Regions from separate parts of the Homo sapiens genome. Here all the other regions are linked to region 3. Evidence: chromatin loops called from intact Hi-C (ENCODE). Cell type or tissue: Caco-2. All regions are shown on one strand. Each heading gives the region's core, and the rest is flanking DNA. Links, peaks and the distances in the headings are about the cores only. Region 1 has its middle 28 kb from the start of OR10P1. Region 2 has its middle 17 kb from the start of OR10P1. Region 3 has its middle 8.1 kb from the start of OR6C68.

Region 1 (7,748 bases), core at 2,145-6,144, 110 kb after region 3:
TATCATCTTACACCAGTCAGAATGGCTATGATCATTAAGTCAAAAAATAATGTTTGCTGGCAAGGTTGCAGAGAAAAAGAAACACTTATACACTGTTGGTGGGAGTGTAAATTAGTCCATCCATTGTGGAAGACAGTGTGGCAATTCCTCAGAGATCTAAAAGCAGAAGTACCATTTGACCCTGTAATCCCATTTCTGGGTATATACCCAAAGGATTATAAATCATTCTATTATAAAGACACGTGCATATGAATGTTCACTGCAGCACTGTTCACAATAACAAAGACATGGGATCAACCTAAATGCCCATCAATGGCAGACTAGATAAAGGAAACGTGGTACACATACAACATGAGATACTATGCAGCCATAAAAAAAGAACAAGATCATGTCTTTTGTGGGAACATGATTGGCACTGAAGGCTATCATCCTTAACAAGCTAATTCAGAAACAGAAAATCAAATACTAAATGTTCTCACTTATAAGTGGAAGCCTAATGATGAGAACACATGGACACATTGAGGGGAATGACACACACTAGGGGCTGTCAGAGGATGGAGGGTGGGAGGAGGAAGAGGATCAGGAAAAATAACTAATGGGTACTAGACTTAATACCTGGGTGACAAAATAATCTGTACAACAAAACCTCATGACACAAAGTTTACCCGTACAACAGACCTGCACATGTACCCCTGAACTTAAAATAAAAGTTAAATTTAAAAAGAGAAACTGAAACTATGACATGAACATACATAATCCTTACTCTATTGCTATGTACCTAAGTAGAATTCATTACATTAAATTGATATAGTGATGGTAATTATAATAAATATTTTCCAAGTAAAAAAATAACAAATGTTGGCAAGGCTGTGGAAAAAAGGGACTGCTTATACTCTGTTGGCGGGAATGTAAATCAGTTCAGCCACTGTGGACAGCAGTTTGGAGATTTCTCAAAGAACTAAAAATAGAACTACCATTTGACCCAATACCCATTACTGAGTATATATATCCAAAGGAAAATAAATTGTTCTACCAAGAAGACATGCACTCATATGTTCATCACAGCACCATTCACAACAGCAAAGATATGGAATCAACCTAGGTGCCCATCAATGGTGGAGTGGATAAGGAAAACATGGTACATATATAACATGAAATATTATACAGCCATAGAAAAGAACAACATCATGTCCTTTGCAGCAACATAACTGCAGCAGGAGGATATTATCCTAAGCGAATTAATGCAGAAACAGAAAATCAGATACCACATGTTCTCACATATAAGTTAAACATCAGGTATACATGGACATAAAGATGGGAACAATAAACACAGGACTACACAAGGATGGAGGAATCGAGAGAGGCAAGGATTGAAAAACTACCTATCAGGTACTATACTCACTACCTGGGTGATGGGTTCAATCATACCCTAAACCTCAGCATCATGCAACATACCCATGTAACAAACCTGTACATGTACCCTCTGAATCTAAAATAAAAGTTGAATTTTTTTAATTAATTAAAAACAAAAGATGAAAAAAGACTTTCATTCTGTCTTCCCCATAATCATATCTCAGCATCTTCAACATTGCCATGCCTAGCGTATAGCAGAAACTCCACAAATATTTGCTAAATGAATTGCTGAATATATGAATGGTTCAGTATTTCACATCCACCAGTTTTCTTTCTCTTTTGTTATGAAATCTGTATGCACTTTATCAGTAATTCTTAAATAGTTCGGCTTTGGTATTCTTTGGGTTGCACTGAGTTTGTTCATTTTTAAATACTTTTCATGAGTGTTTTATAACACTATATATTATCTGTATACATCTGCAATAGTAATATTGCTACACCATCTCCTCTTCTAGTTGTTTTATCTCAAGAAAAACACATCAGAAAAAATTCAGAGAAAGACATTGTAGGATGGTTTCTTTTTGTTTGTTTGTTTGTTTTTGTTTGGATGGTTTCTATCATGGCCATAGAAATGATTAAGAGTCTTCAGGGAAAGCAGGCAAAAAGGGAGAATGGATTTCAGGTGAGATCAGGAAGGGCATAGGAAAAGTAAGCAGAAACCTCTTCACTCCAGAATACAAGAAGTGTAAGGAAAGGCTCTTGAAGCTTGAAAACATTGAAATTAAGACAAACAAAAAGACATCCTAGTTCACACCATGCCATTATTAGCTATAAGGTGCTATTAGAAGCTGAAAAATTAAGACTAAGGAAAGGAAAAAGAATTGTGCAAGATCCCCGTGTTAGCAGCAGAACTGCGACTAAAATTTAAGTTGTCTGACTTCTGATGTAGCATAGTACATTCGCACCATGCAGAGCTACCCATGTGCAGTGCAAAACCCGAGCATGTTTTAGCAATAAAATTTTAATGCAAATTAAAACTGCTGAACAGGCTGGACATTCATAGATGACTGTGGCTGGACTTACCAAAATTGTGACAAAGTTGTCTTTGATGCCTTCCCCTCCACTTATCAGTTCTCAAAAATATTTACCCAATTGATGTTGCCAACTACATTATTAACAACTGACAGTAACACAAATATTTATTTAGGGGTAAGTTCTTAGGTAAATATTTTGTCATCTTCTCTGAAGATTTTTTGCAAATTGTTTTGCTTACGAGGCCAGAGCAGCCATATTCTAAGTTCATTAGTGAATTCTGAGAGCAGATTTCCCTGAGCACCGTTTGTTTTTGTTCCCCCGCCTCTGAATTGATCCCCTGGGTCTGTAGTAAAAGAGTCTATAAAGCAAATGTCCCTTTCCTTTGGATGGAACCTGTGCAGAAGCCTCTTACATGACCGGAAACTTCAGAACCTTAGATTCCCAGCGGAAATCATGCGCCATGATAAAAAGGGGAAGAGGTTTCCAGCTTCAATTCAGATTCTAACCCTCTGCTATGTGGTTTGGATGCTGACTGAGCAACAGAATTGTCTCTGTAGATAGCTATGTTTTTGGATTGTTGCTGCTGAAGGGACAGGTAGGTTGGAGAAGGCCAGAGAGAAATGAAGGCAGTCAAAAACAAATTTCTATGGAAACTTAATCCTGAAATTATTTCTACAGAGTTGCCTCCACATTTTTCTGCAAGGCTGAGCTCTTTTCATGAAACCACGTAGGCCATTTGGGCCTTTAAACTCTCTGCTCCCTCTTTAGGGAATCGTTAGAGATCTGAGGAGCTTGTGTTCTCCCTGGGCTGGTGAATCTCTGAGGCTGCTTCCCAGGTAACCAGTCGCTGTACAGAAAGGAAGGGAGCTGCATGTCACAGCTTGCCTTGCCAGACCACAGAAGTCACCCAAGACCAAGGTTTCTAAATCATTCAGCAAATTCCCTATGGCCTGGTGGGAGCTCTCTCTTTTTAAGCTGAAAAAAACTGAAGCTGAAGAACTGCTTCTCCTCCCCAGAAATGGGCCTTTTTGCAAACACTGGCTGGTTGTAGGTGGGAAGACCGATAGCAAATCCCTAGGCAAGAATTCTCTCCAAACTTTATAAATTCATATATCCCATCAGTAAAAATAAAATTGGGAAAATATCCCCAATATATGGGTATGTTTATCAATGTTTAAGTTATTTGCACTACTACTATATATATAGTTTGTGTTTTAAAATATACACAAAAACAGACTTTTTTAAGCTACAGAGCTTTGGAGGCTGGTTGTTTTTTATTATTATTATTTTTTATTTCCAAATGTTATTGGGGAACAGGTGGTGTTTGGTTACATGAATAAGTTCTTTAGTGATGATTTGTGAGATGTTGGTGCACCCATCACCCAAACAGTATACACTGAATCCAATTTGTAGTCTTTTATCCCTCACCCTCCCAACTCTTTCCCCATGAGCCCTAAAGTTCACTGTGTCATTCTTATGCCTTTGCATCCTCATAGCTTAGTTACCACTTATTAGTGAGAATATGTGATATTTGGTTTTCCATTCCTGAGATACTTCACTTAGAATAATAGTCTCCAATCTCATCCAGGTTGCTGCAAATGCCTTTAATTCATTCCTTTTTATGGCTCAGTAGTAGTCCATTGTGTGTATATATATATATATATATATATATACCACAACTTTGCAATTGCAAATTGTGCTGCTATAAACATGCATGTGCAAGTATCTTTTTCGAATAATGACTTATTTTCCTCTGGGGAGACACCCAGTAGTGGGATTGCTAGATCAAATGATAGTTCTACTTTTAGCTCTTTAAGGAATCTCCACACTGTTTACCACAGTGGCTGTACTAGTTTACATTCCCACCAGCAGTGTAGAAGTGTTCCCTGTTCACCACAGCCATGCCAACATCTACTGTTTTTTTATTTTTTTATTATGGCCATTCTTGCAGGAGTAAGGTGGTATTGCATTGTGGTTTTGATTTGCATTTCCTTGATCATTAGTGATGTTGAGCATTTTTTTATATGTTTGTTGACCATTTGTAGATATTCTTTTGAGAATTGTCTATTTGTGTCCTTAGCTCACTTTTTGATGGGATTGTTTGTTTTTTCTTACTGATTTGTTTGAGTTTCTTGTAGATTCTGGATATTAGTCCTTTGTCAGATGTATAGATTGTGAAGGTTTTCTCCCACTCTGTGGGTTGTCTGTTTACTCTGCTGACTGTTCCTTTTGCTGTGCAAAAGCTCTTTAGTTTAATTAGGTCCCAACTATTTATCTTTGCTTTTATTGCATTTGCTTTTGGGTTCTTGGTCAGGAAATCCTTGCCTAAGCCAAAGTCTAAAGGGCTTTTCCAATGTTATCTTCTAGAATCTTTATAGTTTCAGGTCTTAGATTTAAGTCCTTAATCCATCTTGAGTTGATTTCTGTGTAAGGTGAGAGATGAGGATCCAGTTTCGTTCTCCTACATGTGGTTTGTAAATTATCACAGCACCATGTGTTGAATAGGATGTCCTTTCCTCACTTTATGTTTTTGTTTGCTTTGTTGAAGATCAGTTGGATGTAAGTATCTGGGCTTATTTCTGGGTTCTCTATTCTCTTCCATTGGCCTATGTGCCTATTTTTATACCAGTATCATGCTAAAAACAGATGTTTTTAATGAGCTAAAGATAAATGCCATAGTTCATTAACTTCAAGACACCCATTTTAACATCTTTGAGATTGAGATTATATTATACTCAATGGTATCTTAGCATAATGCCATAGTCTTCTTGGCAGTCTTTTTTCTTTCTTAATGGCACATAAAATAATAGTGTATTTCATATTAGATTGTATCCTAGATTTTATGAAATATCATATAACTTGAAGGATCTCATATCTCCTTCTCATATCCCAGTGGATCACGTGGCATATCCCATGATGTGAGCAGCCTCCCCATTTAAAGACCAGTGACATAGGCCATGGAGTTTCTGGGCCATCAGTCTCAAATAAAAAAAAGAGAGAGTGAATCACTCTTAAGATTTTTACAGATTTCTCCAGGGGGAAAAAATCCCTTTTCTACTCAATAAAATAACAAGCCTGAGAGCCTTAGTGAATCTGATCATGGCAAGAAAATACTCAAGTGGCTCCCAGTTATGTTTTAGAATCTCACTGTACCTTAGACCAATAGTTAATTTCTCTGGATTTTCCCTTCCTTATCAGAAGATGAGTGTGATAAGCCTCACTGGGTTTCATTTCTATAGATGACTATCAAATGCCAGGCCCCAGGAATGAATATGAGAGAGGGGAGTGAACAAGGATGAGTAAGATATTCGCTATCTTCAAATCTCTTACAGTTCAGATGCAAATGTCAGGCAGTTTTTAATGATGATCTAGTGTAAGAAAATGGCAGGGTAAGTGAAAATGGCTTCTTCTTCCAAAACTACATGCTACATATGCAAGCAATACTTTACAAACTAGGAGGCTTTGTTGTGAATGCAGATCTGAGAAGGCCAGTGCCTCTACTGGAAAGGGGGAGGTAAGTGCTAAGATACCCAGATGAACATAAAGTCTGTGAGCTCAATGTGTTGGTGGTTTAGCACAGAAGACAGGCTCTAGCCTATACAGCTGACTATGGAATATAGCAGAGGCAAAAACTATGTTATGGGAGCCATGAGGAAGCAGCTAATTCAGCCTAGGACTTCAGAAAAGTCTTCATAGAAGAGGTCACACTTGAGCTGGATTTTGAAAGATGAGTGAGTGACAGTTCTAAAGAGGACTGAGAAGAGCAGCAGAAAATTCTTTGTAGGCTTTCTCAGAGGGAAAAAAACGGAAGGAATAAAAGAAAAAAACAGGGAGGAATAAAGGGAGGGAGACAGGAAAGTCATTGTCATTCAATAGTTCCTCAGATTCTGAAAGAGGCAACTTTTCTTGCTAGGGAAGAACCTCCAGAAGCTTCTGCTCTGCTTTCCTGAATCCATGGGGAAGCAGCAGGGAGGGGGAAAGAAATGATGCATTTCAGGAGAAATTTTTCCCTTTTCATCCTAATTTCTGATGGTCCTATTTGCCCAGAATTGCACATTTCTGGAAAGGGCTTGAGGTCCACAATGGCCAATCAGACTGTGGTGACTGAGTTCTTCCTCCAAGGCCTGACGGATACCAAAGAGCTTCAGGTGGCTGTTTTTCTGCTCCTGCTGCTTGCCTACCTTGTGACTGTCTCTGGGAACCTGATCATCATCAGCCTGACCTTGCTGGACACCCGCCTGCAGACATCTATGTACTTATTTCTCCAGAATCTGTCCTGCTTAGAAATTTGGTTCCAGACAGTCATCGTGCCCAAGATGCTGCTCAACATTGCCATGGGGACCAAGACCGTTAGCTTTGCTGGGTGCATTACCCAGGACTTTTTCCACATCTTCTGGGGGCCACAGAGTTCTTCCTCCTCACAGCCATGGCCTATGACCAGTATATTGCCATCTGCAAGCCCCTCCACTACCCCATGCTCATAAGTAGTAGAGTCTGCACACAGCTCATCCTCACCTGCTGGCTACTAGGTTTCTCCTTCATCATCATGCCTGTCATCCTGACCAGTCAGCTTCCATTCTGTGATACCCACATCAAGCATTTCTTCTGTGACTACACGCCTCTAATGGAGGTGGTCTGCAGTGGGCCAAAGGTGCTGGAGATGGTGGATTTTACCCTGGCCTTAGTAGCACTGTTTGGCACCTTGGTACTCATCACCCTGTCCTATGTCCAGATCATCCAGACAATTGTCAGAATCCCCGCTGTCCAGGAGAGGAAGAAGGCTTTCTCTACCTGTTCCTCTCATGTCATTATGGTTACCATGTGTTATGACAGCTGCTTCTTTATGTATGTCAAGCCCTCTCCAGGAAAGTGGGTTGATGTCAACAAGGGAGTGTCTCTAATCAATACAATTATTGCCCCACTGTTAAATCCCTTCATCTGTACTCTGAGGAACCAACAAGTTAAGCAGGTAATGAAAGACCTAGTCAGAAAAATGACTTTGTTCCAAAATAAATAAGGGCCCTAAAAGTCATCTTCTGGGGAAAAAATGGGTGCCTTCTCCAGAGTAAGTCCACATGACATCAGGCCAAGAGGCAGGAGTCAGGGGCTTAGGCCCCCATTGCACCCCCAGCAAGGTGCAGGTTTCCCCACAGGCCATAAGGAAAATGTCCTGATATCATATGAAGAGTCTTATTACCTAGCCTCAGTCTTAGGTTTGCACCTTCTTTTATCACTCTGTCAGCCAAAGAAATGAGAAATAGCTAGCCTATGTCCCCAGGTGCCCTCAACTAGACTCCAGTAACAGCTGACATTCGTCAGCATGCCAGTTTCATTTTTAACACCTATAATGTTTGTAGAAC
Region 2 (7,748 bases), core at 1,740-5,739, 120 kb after region 3:
CTCTCTACTGTTGCCAATAAACCAGGTAAAGTCAATGGATGACAAGAATTCCAAATCCGGGACAAATTCATTAACAGAGAAATGAATGAGATGTTTGGAAAGATAGAAAAACGTGTTCCATGTGGTGAGAGATGACTTCTCACTTTTCTGCCTGATGCTAACATCTCCTCTAGCTCCCCCACCAAGTTTATATCTACATCTAGCCCCAGAAGAATGAGGGGCTTCCAGACTCCAACTCAGTAAGGAGAAGTTCCAAGTTTATTTGCCAGCAGGTCAGCAGGACCTCTCTTCCTACTACCTATCCCACTAATAACCAAGTCCTTACCACTCCTCAGCTCCCAGGGCCCTGTGGGTTTTCTGTAGGAAAATAAACCTAAGAGACAGTGTTGTCTTCAAACTTTCTCTTGCCTCATCCCCATTTTTTCCTCCAAATCTTGTATCTCATTTCAGTGTTCTACTTCTCTGCAAACCACATCCAATGTTCCTTCTATACTTCACCTTTATTTGAAATAGAATTGCCCCTATTAATAGAGGCATGAGGCAGACAAATGCCAAGGTAGATAGGGGCGGATCCCCAATGAAACCCCACCTTCAAGCCAAAGACAGTTTAAAGCCCAAAATCCAAGCTACAAGTGAAATCCACAGACCAGATTGAGAACCTGCCTTCCTGTTTGGTGCACTTTCCTCTGATTGATCTCCACCATTCACCTATTTTATATATGCCTACCCTTCCCTAATTGGTTTTTATAACACTATCGTGCCCACCTTTGAGTGATGCCTCTTTTTTTTTACTTTTTTTCGTACTCACAAACCAATCAGCATGCACTCCCCTATTCTGAGCCCATAAAAGCCCCGGACTTAGGCACATGGGGAGAGAGACAACCCAACTTCAGATGAGAGACCATCTTCCCATAGCATCTCCACCAAGAGCTGTTTTGTTGCTCAATAAAATTCTCCACCGTCATCACCTTCAATGGTGGGCATATCCTCATTCTTCTTGGGCATGGGACAAGAATTTAGGAACTGCTAAACAAGGGTATGAGTTATAACACAGGCGGGCAGGGGCACACCTGGCCCAGCCACAGGCTGAGCCAGTGCACAAGCCAAGCATGGCCCTGGCGGGTTGAGTGGGCGGGCTCTCTTCTGCGGCAGGTAGTGTGGCCAAGGAAGGCCCAGGCAGGGGTATCACCAGCTGGAGGTCCCCAGCTTGTTGCAAAGTGACCAAGAAAAATCCTGTGTCACTATTGCCCCATTACCTTTCATCCCTAGCCCCTCACCATGTTGCCTCTTTTGAGGTAACAGAGATGCAGAGATATCACCTTCTCTGAGAGGAGTTTATTCCCAACACTCACTCCAAATCATCCCCATTGACATCCATGGCACCATTAACCTTTCACTCTTTGAGACTAAACACTTTGAAGTCATCCCTGACTCTTCCCTACTATCTGTCACCCACTCCTGTTGTCTCTTCCCTTAGAATCCCTCTTGGATTCACTCTACTCCTGTATTTCAACAGCCCTCACATAGTCCACATGTCAAATGTGACCAACTGTCAGAGACTGCAGGAAATGGTCACACATTCTTTGCCTCCCTACAGCCACCCTCTTTGGTAGTGACCTTCTACACTGACTCTGGAATTGGCCATGTGGCTTGCTTTGGGCAATGTGACACCAGCAAACATAATGCGAGCAGAAACTCAAAAAACGTATCCTCTGACCACCATGTGAACAAGCCTGGGCTAGCTTACTAGATGACAAAAGACACGTAATCCACTTGCCCCCATCATCCCACCTGACAATAGTCTCACATACACACAAACCCCATGGCAGAACTCCCCAGCTGGCCACTGAGGAGGCATGGGTGAGCCTATCAAAGACCAACAGAAGAACTACCCAAACAAGCCTATGCTAAATTGCCAACCCACAAAATCATAAACTAAATAAATGATGTTGTATAAGCCATTAAGTATTAGGGTGATTTATGAATCAATGAAAATTAGCCAATACACTAACAAAAAGTAAATATATGTGGCAAACACATGGTGACCCTTGATTAAGGATCTAGGATTAAGAAGTTGAGATAAGAGAGTGTTTTCCCATGTAAGTTGAAATTGATTTGATAAAATCAGGAAGTTGAACCTGGTTTCTTCTCATGTATGGTCACAGACTACAGGAAGTTATCAAGGAAATAAGCTCTAAACAGGAGGCCAACTGAGGCAGAACTATTTCTTTTTCTTCTGGAGCATTCAATGCTCTCCCCACTGGGCAACTGGCTTCCAAGGTGAGACTCAGATGGGGATACTGACCTGGTGGATTTTGAAATTCTAGTCCCAAGGACCCTGACTTGAATGCATATTCTATGTGAAATAAGATTGTAAAGTCTCCAGAAAAGCTCAAAAGTCACTTGTGGCCTGAAGTCCCACACTCTCGTCGGGAGCATTTCTGGGCCACCCTTCTCCAAGGACTCTGTCCCCTGATAATAAAATTATCAGATGGTATATAAGAGAGGTGCCTAGAGCTGCCCACTCTGAATATGTATTTCTCAAAAAGTTCAGAAAATGGGCAGGAGGGCCAGGTGCAGTGGCTCACGTCTGTAGTCTCAGCATTGGGAAGCCGAGGTGGGTGGATTGCTTGAGTGCAGGAGTTTGAGACAGCCTGGGCAACATGGTGAAACCCCGTCTCTACTAAAAATACAAAAAAAAATTAGCTGGCCAGGCGCAGTGGCTCATGCCTGTAATCCCAGCACTTTGGGAGGCCAAGGCAGGCATGAGGTCAGGAGTTCAAGACCAGCCTGGCCAACATGGTGAAACCCCATCTCTACTAAAAGTACAAAAATTAGCTGGATGAGGTGGCAGGTGTCTGTAATCCCAGCTACTCAGGAGGCTGTGGCAGGAGAATCACTTAAACCCGGGAGGTGGAGGTTGCAGTGAGCCGAGAGCGTGCCACTATACTCCAGCCTGGTTGACAAGAGTGAGATTCCGTCTCAAAAAAAAAAAAATCAGCCAGGTGTGGTTGTGCACGCCTGTAATCCCAGCTACTTCAGAAGCTGAGGCAGGAGAATCACTTGAACCTGGGAGGCAGAGTTTGCAGTGAGCCAAGACCATATCATTGCACTTGAGCCTGGGCTACAAGAACAAAACTCCATCTCAAAAAAATAAAATATAATAAAATTAGCAGGGCATGGTGGCTCAGCTACTGTGGTCCCAGCTACTGAGGAGGCTGAGGTGGGAGGATTGCTTGAGCCCAGAAGGTGGAGGCTGCAGTGAGCCAAGATGGCACCACTGCACTCCAACCTGGGTGACAAAGTAAAAAAAAAGAAGAAGAAGAAAAGAAAATAGGCAGGAGGAGGATGTACCCATCTGCTTACTTCCCAAACTGAGTCAGTCTTGAGTGAATGTTTTTCTTTCCTTTCACCAAACCCCATAGACACACAATTTATGAGCCAGGTTAAGGTAAACAAATGCTGTATCTGCCAACAATATGCAGTCTCATATTAAGCACTAGCACACTGCATTAGTAGCTTGCAAATTTATCCCATCTTCCATTTCAAAGTTATTATGATGTGAAAATAATTCCTGTATAAGGCATCCATGGGAACTGTGGAATGGGAGGTGGGGGCTGAGGACCTAGGACATTGCTTTTAGCATGTCTACGTGTAGACGGGACCAAATTCTCAGGTCATAGACTCAATATTCCAGAGATAATCTGGGTAAATGGCTCCCTCTAGTGGGACATATTATTTTTGCAACGTCTCACACACACCACGTGTTAAGAAATTCTTGAAAGGACTTAAATTCTCACGCAGTGGAATCACTGTCCAGGAATGATCTAAACAAACACTTCCCTCTAGTGGAGACTTTTTTCTTTAGAAAATGTCAAACACTGAAGGGGAGTACTCACAGATTAATAAACTCTGCCTAAATACAATTGCCAAGGAGGAGCCTTAAGGGCACTCAATAAAAATTAAAATATCACCAGGCATGGTGGCTCACACCTGTAATCTCAGCACTTTAAGACACAGAGGCCGGCAGCTCAGTCAAGATCAGGAGTTTGAGACCAGCCTGACCAACATGGTGAAAACTTGTCTTTATTTTTTTTAATTTTAAGGAAAAATAAAGAAAAATTTAAAATATAAAAATAAAATTATTAAAGAAAATTGTTATAATTGACCATACATCTGCTCTTTCCACATCACACCTCAAGTAGGAAGGACAATAACTTGGAATTTTCTTTTCCTCCCTTTGTAATAATGTGTGCCAAGGTCTTCTATGAGGAGGAGGAGGACAATGGAGCTCAGAACTGCTGTAATTTGCAATGCTGTTTTAACATGTGTAAAGTAATTTTTGTTTTTATCCTCAAAAGGCAGCACCTTCTGGGTGGTGGGGATATGGATGAAGGAAGAAGAAAGGGGGGAAATAAAGGCTAAAGAAGAACTGAAGAGGGAAAGAAAGGAAAGGAACAAAAAAAATGGGAAGGCGAGAAGGAAGAAGGTGGGAGGGAGAGGAAATTAGGAACCCCGTAACCTCGAGGCTGCCATTTACAAATAGATTTTAAGGTGTTTTCAAAGGAAGGGTTCTCACAAATTACGCTGTACTTGGAAATTTCCTTGTAAGTACAAGATTTTTAAATATATTATTGAAATATGAAACTTGATTTGTGAAGACACAAAACTTTTTTTAACTTCTATTTAAAAGGTGAACATATGGATATGACCTGGCCAGATAGGTTGGATGCTTGGAACAAATCTAATGAGCAAAATTGTATTTCCAGATTTCAGTATTTCTAAGACCATCCATGGTTTCTAGATATAAGAATTGAGGCCGGGCACAGTGGCTCACACCTGTAATCCCTGCACTTTGGGAAGCCAAGGTGAGTGGATTACTGGAGGTCAGAAATTTGATACCCGCCTAGTCAACATGGTGAAACCCCATCTCTACTAAAAATAAAAAATAAAAGTTAGCTGGGCATGGTGGCGCATGCCTGTAATCCCAGCTGCTCGGGAGGCTGAGGCAGGAGAATCGCTTGAATCCAGGAGGCAGAGGTTGCAATGAGCTGAGATCGTGCCACTGCACTGTAGGCAACAGAGAAAGACTCCGTCTCAAAAAACAAAAAACAAAGAAAGTGTTATCAAAATCCCAAAATAGCAGAACTTGAGTAATTGGCATATGCGGATTCACTACAATCTTCTCTGTTCTGCCTGTCTGTAAAAAATGTTTAATTTTTTAACGTGTAAACATAAAATGGGTGGTGCTCAAATCAAATCACTAACTTTTTTGGTATCAGGTTTGATATACTTTCTAAATAAAAAGGGAACAGAGACAGACTTCAGCAGCCCTGATGAAGTAAAGCAATCACAGATCAAAGTCGGAAACATTTAAATGGCCACAGGCCAAAAATCAGTAGCCATTAGGCTTGTTTTTAGTTTAGTTTTAGAGAAAAGTTTAAAGCCTTAAAGCAAACGTGGCTTGAGTTCTTGGCCATTCTATTCATTGTATCTTGAAATCATGGTGATCTAAGAAACACTAAAATCTACAGATATATTTGCTCATCAGATTTGTCCCAAGCATCCAAACTGTCTCGCCAGGTCACATCCATATATTCATCTTTTAAGTAGGCATTTCAAAAGAAAAATTTCGCACCTTTACAAATAAAGTTTTACGTCTCAATAAAATGCTTTAAAAATTTATATTCAGAAGAGAATTTCCAAATAGAAAGCAATTTCTGGGAATCAATCCTCTGAACACCTTTAAATCAATTTGTACACAACAGTTTCAAGATTAGAGTCTCTCTCTCTCTCAATCTCTCTCTACCCCACCCCCCAAAAGAACTTTTCAACATCTTTCTAAGCTGAAAAGAGACAAGAAACTCCTTTTTGTTTCTGACAAAAGCAATTTTAAGGTGATTAAAGTAGCATGTTCCCAATATTTTTAAATGTGCATCATTCTCAGCTGGTGTTTATGTGAGAAAACTTCATATTTCATTCCAAAAACTCCAGACATTTCAACAAAAGCATTGTATAGTCTTGGGTTACATTCTAAATACACAGAGAGATAATTTGAAATAGGCGTCCTGAGAAAGAATGTGCGTATTGAATGTTGCTGGCTAGAAGACAGGCTATGTTGTTACATACAACGCAACTGTTTGTTAACAACCATGTTAATTGATGATCAGGTGTGATGTTTTAAGCATTTTCTATCCAAACATAATAGCTTGTTATTTATGATAACATGTTACTTTATTATGTTTTAGGCAATTGGTTGAAGGTTTAGGGTAGACATGTATCACATAATATTTTTTACCACTCAAAGTGATGAGAAATAGGTTCCCAGGTAGCATATTCACACAGAACATCTGATTTTCATGAACAGATTATTGATATTAAACAGGAGATGGCTATGTAAGGATTCAGATATCTCAACACAGCATTGGAAGCCTGAAGACAACAAAACAATACCTTAGAAATTCTAAAGAAACATTAATTCCATCTAGACTACTATACCCAGCCAACTCTCAATCAAGTACAAAAATAGAATACTTTTTTCAGATGTGCAAAGTACCAAAAATTGTATTCCACCATCCAATAGCACATGGAGCTACTGAAGTGTATACCCTCCCAAAACAAAAGTAAGCTAAGAAAGAGAAAGACATTGGGTCCAAGAAACAGGAGCTCTGATTAAAAGAGAGATGAAAGACATCTCCAGACACCCCAGATAGAAGCTATGCTGAAGGCTGGAGAAAAATCAGTCCAGAGGGCAGCCTATAGACACCCACCTTCCACATACTACCCTCCACCAAATACACCACAAACACCCATAGGCCCATCACACTTAAACTACACACAATTCACACCTCACTCATGGCAATACACACTACACACAGGCTACAGGCTTGGTCCCCAGAGTCTGTGACTAATAGAAATATTGGACATTCTTTGTCAGGTCTCAAGTTTAAGAAAAGACTGTCTTTCTCGATTCCAAAATCAAAACAGACCTCTGATGACCTTCCAAGCCAGAGGTCCCCTCCTTCAGTGGGGCAATTCCTCAAGAGCCTCTTTCTACTTCACACACACTCTGAGAGCATCACCCCCACTTTCAGGGGTCACCTAGCCCTTCAGTCATTCAGCCAACCATCCACATCTCCACCTATCCATCTTCTGTTCATCTGGCCAATTGCCCATCCATTTATGTGCCTATATGTCCACCAATCAATCAAGTTGACCACCTATCCTGGACTTGTCAGGGTAGTTTTCAGACCCACAAAGAGCCTTAACACAAACTCCTTTCTAGGGAGCTGATGTTCCACCTTCATTTCACATCCCTGTGAATGAAGCAGGAGAGCTACCCCTGGAGGAGAAAGCCTGGCTCAGTTTCTCTGTCCTTAGGCCCAGAGGCCTGAATTTTTTCCCAGAATGTTTTTGATCCAAGGTTGGATGAATCCACAGATATGGAACCCATGGATGTGGAGGTTGACTATATATATATGCACACAGTCATCCCTCGGTATCCATGGGGGAATGAGTCCAGGACTCCCTACAAATACCAAAATCCAAGGATGCTCAAGTCCCTACATAAAATGGTGTAGGATTTCCAGATAACCTATGCACATCCCCCATATGCTTTAAATCATCTCTAGATTACTTATAATACCTAATACAATGTAAATGCTATGTAAACAGTTGTTATACTCTACTGGTTTTTCCATTTGTATTATTTTTTACTGTTGTCTTGCTATTTTTCTTTTTTTTCCAAA
Region 3 (7,748 bases), core at 1,900-5,899:
TTCATTTCTGAATCTGACTTAAAAATATCTTCAGCTTTGCTTCTGTAATGACTTGGCTCATAAATGATAAGTGAATGGGGATATATTGTCAAGATAACATGGGAGTCTTTAGTTTATTTATCATTTTTTCCCAGCATGTAATATTTTGTACAGTCAAGTAATAGCAAAGAGCACTATCAGAGAAGAATGCAGGAAACCATAGAGCATTATAACATCGTGAAACCAGACTGATTCATCCAGAATTCTTCCTCTTGGCTCATTTTGGCATATGTTGTCTTGAAACTACCCTTATCACCACAACTCAGCATCTTCAGCCCTTTCCTACCAACCCTTACATTCAACTACCTTTTAAGGTAAAGTCCCATATTTACTATAGTGTTTATTTATTAAAAATTTAACATAGATTTTACCTGTGCTAGTATTTTTATTAGAATTGCTTTGCACAAACTTAATTTTTAAAATAATGCTTATTATTTTTACTGTGTGACATTACCTAATACAAAGCTTTTCATGGTTGCACATATTGTGCTTTTGCAAAATACCAATAATTTAAGCTCCTCCAATGCCAAAGAAACACCAAGTCTGTCCAACAGCTTATGATTGCTTAGCTCCTCAGAAAATCTCAAGAGACATACACTCCCATTTTCAGCAAGAAGTGAACTGTTAGTTTTGTACAAATCCCTGTGGTGGAAAGCTTTAGTGCCCATTTCAAGTATGTGCACTCTGACAAGATGAAGACTATTTCCCAAATTTCAAAACCACGGGAACCTGGATTGGCCACCAATTGATTCACTCCAGTTGGGCAATTAATTCTTGCTATGCCTTCCAATTAGAACATGACACAATTTATAGACTAGTAACTGCTATACATTATTTTCCTTATTATTCCAAACGTGGAATAATGAAATGAAATGAAGTCATTTTCATTATCACCTTCTCTCTCTACCATGGTATATTGGGTGTGTTGGATGTGGCCAACGTTATTTAATAATAACTTCCATATCTGAGGAAAGATGCACCTACAACTAATAAAAGTAATTCAACATTATCCAATATTCCTGGACTTAAAGGAAAATGCACTTTGGGTTTGCCTTTTGAGAATTATTTATTAAGTTCTATGCACCCTTGAGCATTTTCAAAAGCTTGTATACTAAAACGTGTACAATTTCAAAGGATAAATGTTATGATACATAAATTGTATCTCAATTTATTTTAAATATAATTTTAAAGATGTTTAAAAAGCATACGTAGAGGAAGAAGCATGCTTGTGGAAACTAGGCTATCAAAAAGTATACATATTGTAATAAACATGCATTGTTTTAGTTTCAGTTTTTGTTTTATTCTGCTCAGCACCTTTTCTCCTTTCTCATAATAAACCATATAAGGCAAAACAAATAGACAAACAAAAAAACATGTTTATCTTATAGTTGACTACAAGAGTAAATGATGTAGTCTAGGATTATTCACATAGCATGTTCTGTTTGCCTAGCTACCGTAGTGCCTTGAAAATGACCCTACGAAAAAAAGCAGATCTTAATTTTTCCTGAAAACCCTAGAGACCAGACTACTTTCTTTCTTCTCACTGATGTTATATAAGGATATTATATGCAGAACTGCTGTCACAAGTATTGCTACTATAAAGGGAGCCAGCATGAGGATAAAAAGTCATACTGAGAAGAGTAGAACCTAAAAATTCTTAGGGAGGTGGAACCAGAAAAAAAAAAGTGACATGAATTTCTGAATCATAGTGTACCAAGCACCAGCCCTACCATCAGACTTTCTGTCTCACATCAATCAACAGAGTCTATTGTCTCTAACAAGTTGAAAATAGGTGTCTCATACGTGCAAGCAAACATTTCTAGCTGAATCAAAAGCTTTGTCACCCTACATGCCTCCACAGCACTTTGGGTTTTCCTAGGGTTATTAACAATAGAAGTCATAACAGATCGTTTCATTAATGGACTAGGGAGTCATGGTTCCCTTGCTGTATCATTTGCAAAATGATACAAGGAGAAGTGGAAAATGCTTGTACATTTGAGCTTGCCTTCCGTCTTTCTGCTTTTGGAACACAATTATTATGTGAAGATGCTAGGGCTCACCTGCTGGAAATATGTGTGGCCTATCCAGAGCCAACACCAACCACCAGACATGTGAGTAGGACTGCACAAAACAGATCTGTCCTCATTTGACTTACTAAATAATTGGTAATACCTGACTGAGCCAAGCCAGCATCCCTTGGAGTAGAGAGGAACTGCATCAGCAGAACCCTGACCAAATTGACAATTCACAACAGAATTATAAGCAAAAAAAAAAAAAAAAAAGGCTGTTAGTTTAAACCACTAAGTTTTAAAATGGTTTGCTCTGCAGCAAAGGGTAGCATATAGAAACTGGCCCAGAATAAGTTAAGCAGAAAAGAAATTTACTGCAAAATGTAAATGCTCTGATAAATTTAATTAAGCAAGCCTAGAATGTGATCATGAGCAGAGATGAGATGAGCAGTAGGAAGGGTCTTTCCCAAAGACTACAGATACTGTCGAGAGTTCTCATCTGCTAAAAACAACTTTCATTTGAAGCTGTTGCCATTGAGCCAGATGTTGGCAAGGCTGTAGGAATACATGACATGGTTCGGATCTGTGTCCTCACCCAAATCTCATGTCAAAATGTATTCCTCAATGTTGGAGATGAGGCCTGATCGGAGGTGATTGGATCATGGGGGCAGATTTCTCATGAATACGTTACCACCACCCCCTTGGTGCTTTCCTCATGATAGTAAGTTCTCGTGAGATCTGGTCATTTAAAAGTGTATAGCACCTCCCCCTTGCTCTCTCTTGCTCCTGCCCTGGCCATGTGACATGTCTGCTCCCCCTTGGCCTTCTGCTATGATTGTAAGTTTCCTGAGGCCTCCTCAGAAGCCAAATAGATGCCAGTGCTATGATTCCTATACAGCCTGCAGAAAAGTGAGCCAATTAAACCTCTTTTCTTTATAAATTACCCAGTCACAGGTATTTCTTTATAGCAAGGTAAGAACAGCCTAATACAACATCTAATCTCACCTTCCTTCATTTTTATATCACTCACTAAGATTTGAAGTACCAGTTTTAAGAATCCAATTAGCTCATCTAAAACCACATACCTATGCCCTGGGTTTTGCAGGGAGTAAAAGTGAGGGAGAAGGAAAGGAAAAATTACTTGGGTAAACAACTAAGAGACCAGTCCTTAGAGAAGCTGCCTGCCTGAAAAATTACAGCTACAGGCAAAAATAGATCAGTCTGGTGAAAATTCAGACTACAGCTGCACAAATAAGCCACAGATAGGCAGACAGGCAGGCAAAGTCCAGCATACAAGCCCTTTGTTCTTTGTATGATTAACAAGCTCCCAGGAAAAAGTTTCCTTCTCTTTTCAGACAAGTACACAGTGGGCTCTGTGGGCTCTTGCACAGGGAGGAGGCAGGCTTACCTAAAACAAACCCACACTTACACAAACAAAAAAAGCTGCGCTTTGTGCTTGCCTAGAGACATACCCACAGCTGCATAAGATAAAGTGAGCTGCACAGACAGCTTTACTGATAAGAGAAGTTACTTGAACTGCTACAGAGATGAGAAGAGTTTCTTATAAAAGCTTCTGAACTCAACCGTAAAAATGGAAATCCACTCAGACTCCCCTCACCACTGTGCAGAGCTTTCTTCTTTCACTTATTAAACTTTTCCTCCAACCTGACCCTTGTGTCTGTGCTCCTTAATCATCTTGGACATGAGACGAAGAACTCCGGGTAATACCTCACAGGAGAGACTATTACATTGTGGTGCATTGGTGAGACCGTAACAGAAGGACATTCAAAATGTATATTTAAAATGTATGCTTCATCAACTTTGTGAAGCTAATGAAAATAAATAATGTATGCTTTTGTACATTCATTTTGTTTGTACAAACACAAATGAATATTTCGGCTGGTGTGTGTGTGTGTGTGTGTGTGTGTGTGTGTGTGTATGAGACAGAGAGAGACAAGAGACAGAGACAGAAAGACAGAGAAGGCTTAAGAATCCATTTGTCTTTACCCTAAGGGATAAAATTTAATTACCAAACATTTCATCCAGCCCATGCAAATTTCATGATCTTTTTTGTTTGTTTTGTTTTGCTTTGTTTTGTTTCATTTTTTGAGACAGAGTTTCACTCTTGTCACCCAGGCTGGAGTGCAATGGCACGATCTCAGCTCACTGAAACCTCCACCTCCTAGTTCAAGTGATTCTCCTGCCTCAGTTTCCCAAGTAGCTGGCACTACAGGTGCCCGCCACCATGCATGGCTAATTTTTGTATTTTTAGTAGAGACAGGGTTTTGCCATGTTGGCCAGGCTGGTCTCGAACTCCTGACCTAAAGTGATCCACACACCTTGGCCTCCCAAAGTGCTGGGATTGCAGGCATGAGCCACTGCACCTGGCCAAATTTCATGCTCTTTAGATGCTGCTCAATCTTTCTCTGGTTTTCTCATGATCCTATTTTAATTTTATGCAAACTTCAGATGAAACTAATCATCAAAAATATGCCTAAGCAAATCCAGTATTTGATAAAACAGAAAGGTAAAAGAAGATAAAAATTAGCACCTAATCACAAGTCCATATATTTTATTCCTATTTCCCCTCCTATGTTACTTATCCAGATTACAATTTCCTTCATCTAGCATTTTCTCAGCTTTTTATACTTAGCTGGGTGACCAAAATCTTTATTGCTGAGAAATAGTAGTGTTTGTTCATCTTGCTTATGCTTGATTTAGGTACATCTTTATCACGTGTTTTATCCATATATCCTCCTGCTCTACTGTAGTAGTGAATAAATATATTTTAACTTAATAATCAGATTAAGTCACCTGCTTAACACATTGTTTTCTTTTGCATGTTTATATAGTGGTATTAGACGTTCAACATAGTCATCATACAACATATGTCAGTCTGATACCATATCTTTGCTATTGTGAATAGTGCTGTGATGAACATATGTGTGCATGTGTCTTTATGGTAGAATGATTTATATTTCTTTGAATATATACCCAGTAATGGGATGTCTAGGTCGAATGGTAATTCTTTTTTAAGTGCTTTGAGAATTTGCCAAACTGCTTTCCACAATGGCTGAACGAATTTATATTCCCCCCAGCAATGTGTAAGTGTTCCCTTTTCTCTACAACCTCAGTAACATCTGTTAGCTTTTGACTTTTTAATAGTAGCCATTCTGACTGCTGGGAAATTGTATCATTGTGGTTTGGGTTTGCATTTCTCTGATGATTAGTGATGCTGAGCATTTTTTCATATGCTTGTTGGGGCCATATGTATCTTCTTTTGTAACTTAAATATCCATCAACAGTAGACTGGATAAAGAAAATGTGGTACATATACAGCCACAGTATACTATGCAGCCAATGAGATTATGTCCTTTGCAGCAACATGGATAGAGCTGGAAGCTATTATACTAAGCAACCTAACACAGGAGCAGAAAACCATATACTGCATGTTCTCGCTTGTAAGTGGGAGCTAAACACTGAGTACATATGGACACAAGGAAGAGAACAACAGACACCAGAGCCTGCTTGAGGGTGGAGGATGGGAGGAGGATGAGGATAGAAAAACTACCTATCAGGTACTATGCTGATTACCTGGGTGATGAAATATACCAAATCTCCATGACACACAATTTACTTATGTAACAAACCGGCACATGTACTCCAAACCTAACATAAAAGTGAAGAAAATTAACAAGTGTTAGTTTGTTTAAAACATTCCTCCTTCAGATATTAAAATATTTACTCAGCTGAGTACAGTAATGTAAAATTTAACTGCTGCAGACAGACTCTAAAATGCCCCCCAATGATCTCTGCCTTCTGACATCTCCACATTTGTACAATTTCCTCCTCTTTAGTGAAGGCTGGACTAGAGATTTGCTTTGAACATATAAAGTAAAACAAAGATAATATAATGTTACTTCTATGACCAGGTTACAAGAAACTGCAACCTCCATCTTGCTAGCAAAAGTTCCCTACTGCCTTTTCGTCTTTCCTGTTTTGATAAATCAAGTGGCCATGTTGGAGAGACCTCATCCCCTGTGGCAAGGATCCGAGGGTTACCTCCAGCCCACGGTAAGCAATGGACTTAAGCTCTCCATTCAAAAACCAGCCTGGAAGTGAATCATGCTAACAACCATGTGAATCCAAAAAATGATTCTTTCCTAGTAGAGCTCTAAGATGAGACTTCATTTGTGAGGACCCAATTAAGCTATGCCTGAACTCCCGACCCAAAGAAATTGTGAGATAATACATGCATATGGTTTTAAGCCTCTAGGTTTGTGGCAATTTGTTACAAAGAAATAGATAACCCTGTATTAGTCAAGGTTCTCTAGAGGGACACAACTAATAGGATATACATATGTGTGTGTGTATATATGTATATATCATATATATCAAATATACAGTTATATCAATTTGATATATATTTAGAGAGAGGGTGGAGTTTATTAAGTAGTATTAACTCACATGATCACAAGGTCACACAATAGGCCATCTGGAAGCTGAGGAGCAAGGAAGTGAGCTCCAATCTAAAAGCTGAAGAACTTAGAGTCCGATGTTCAAGGGCAGGAAGCATCCAGCACGGGAGAAAGATGTAGGCTGAGAGGCTAAGCCAACCTGGCATTTTCACGTTTCTCTGCCTGCTTTATATTCTTGCTGCACTGGCAGCTGATTAGATGGTGTCCACCCAGATTAACAGTGGGTCTGCCTTTCCCAGACCACTGATTCACATGTTTATCTCCTTCGGCAAGACCCTCACAGACACACCCAAGATCAATACTTTGCATCTTTCAATCCAATCAAGTTGACACTCAGTATTAACCATCACACTAACTGAAAACTTATTGGTGAGTCATTGTTGCAAAACATGAAAAGCACAGCCACCTTCTTCTAATTCTTCATTCTCTGACCCATATATTATCTATGAAAAATTTAGGGCATACGTAGGCTATTTGTTCATAACATTATGTATATCTCCTACAAGGCAACATTGAAGATAATGTACCCATCCTCTTGATATTCAATAGGACAATGCATCATTCTGCAAGGACAAATTTTTCCATATGTTATGGTATATGAAAACACTAGTGAATATATGTGGCACCAAGCCATTGCCATATTTATTTTGCTGAAATAGACATGTCTTAATCAAAAACGTTTCATGTGGGATAAGTTGCCAGTGGAAAAGCATATAGATAGTTCATCAGTACTGGTACTGGTATAACATGACAGGAAGAAAAATCATATCCCCATCCCTATATAAAATAAAATTTGTTTTAGAAACAAATATTTCCCATTTGCTTTACAGATATGATGCCAAAACAAGTTCTTAGGATGGGTCACTTTCTCAGACAATGTAGGCCCGCATCATGGTCAAAGTCAGTATTGTTGTCAAAGTACATATCTTGAGCTTATAAATAATGTCTTAAAGAATCAGCATGGCTGTTTTTATTATTTTCCCAATTAAGTAAACAACAGAGTAGTTAGCTAAGAAAAGTGACTATTATCCACAGAAAGAAAACTTTATGTACATGGTTATTAACTTACTTCTGGTTAGATAAGCATATACTCAAATATTATCTACAAGCTAAGCTCAATTGTTTTCCTTCCTGGTAAATTGGTTAAATGAAATTCTCCCCAAAATATAGGTGTGTATTGAGGGAGGAGATGCATTGGCTAAGAATAAGCATTTGCAGGACT

Evidence for each region. Hi-C counts contacts between places; a loop is a spot of excess contacts. Peaks named below come from ENCODE experiments on the same cell type or tissue, not always from the same donor. Only the 100,000 strongest peaks of a DNase experiment are listed, where the experiment ranks them.
Region 1: a loop joins it to region 3, with 15 times the contacts of the local background. A loop is called at or near these places in 1 of 110 quality-filtered maps.
Region 2: it touches region 3 in a loop (9-fold over the local background); 1 of 110 quality-filtered maps calls a loop at or near these places.

The regions. Positions count from the first base shown.
Region 1 is chr12:55,605,153-55,612,900 of GRCh38, forward strand. It overlaps the pseudogene OR6U2P. Among named protein-coding and RNA genes, the nearest start is that of OR10P1, 28 kb to the right of the region's middle. In Caco-2, for the core only: no CTCF peak of the experiment used is centred there; no DNase peak of the experiment used is centred there.
Region 2 is chr12:55,616,072-55,623,819 of GRCh38, forward strand. No RefSeq gene overlaps it. Among named protein-coding and RNA genes, the nearest start is that of OR10P1, 17 kb to the right of the region's middle. In Caco-2, for the core only: a CTCF peak has its summit at 3,838 (motif pointing left); a DNase peak (open chromatin) is centred at 3,720.
Region 3 is chr12:55,496,615-55,504,362 of GRCh38, forward strand. No RefSeq gene overlaps it. Among named protein-coding and RNA genes, the nearest start is that of OR6C68, 8.1 kb to the left of the region's middle. In Caco-2, for the core only: no CTCF peak of the experiment used is centred there; a DNase peak (open chromatin) is centred at 3,417.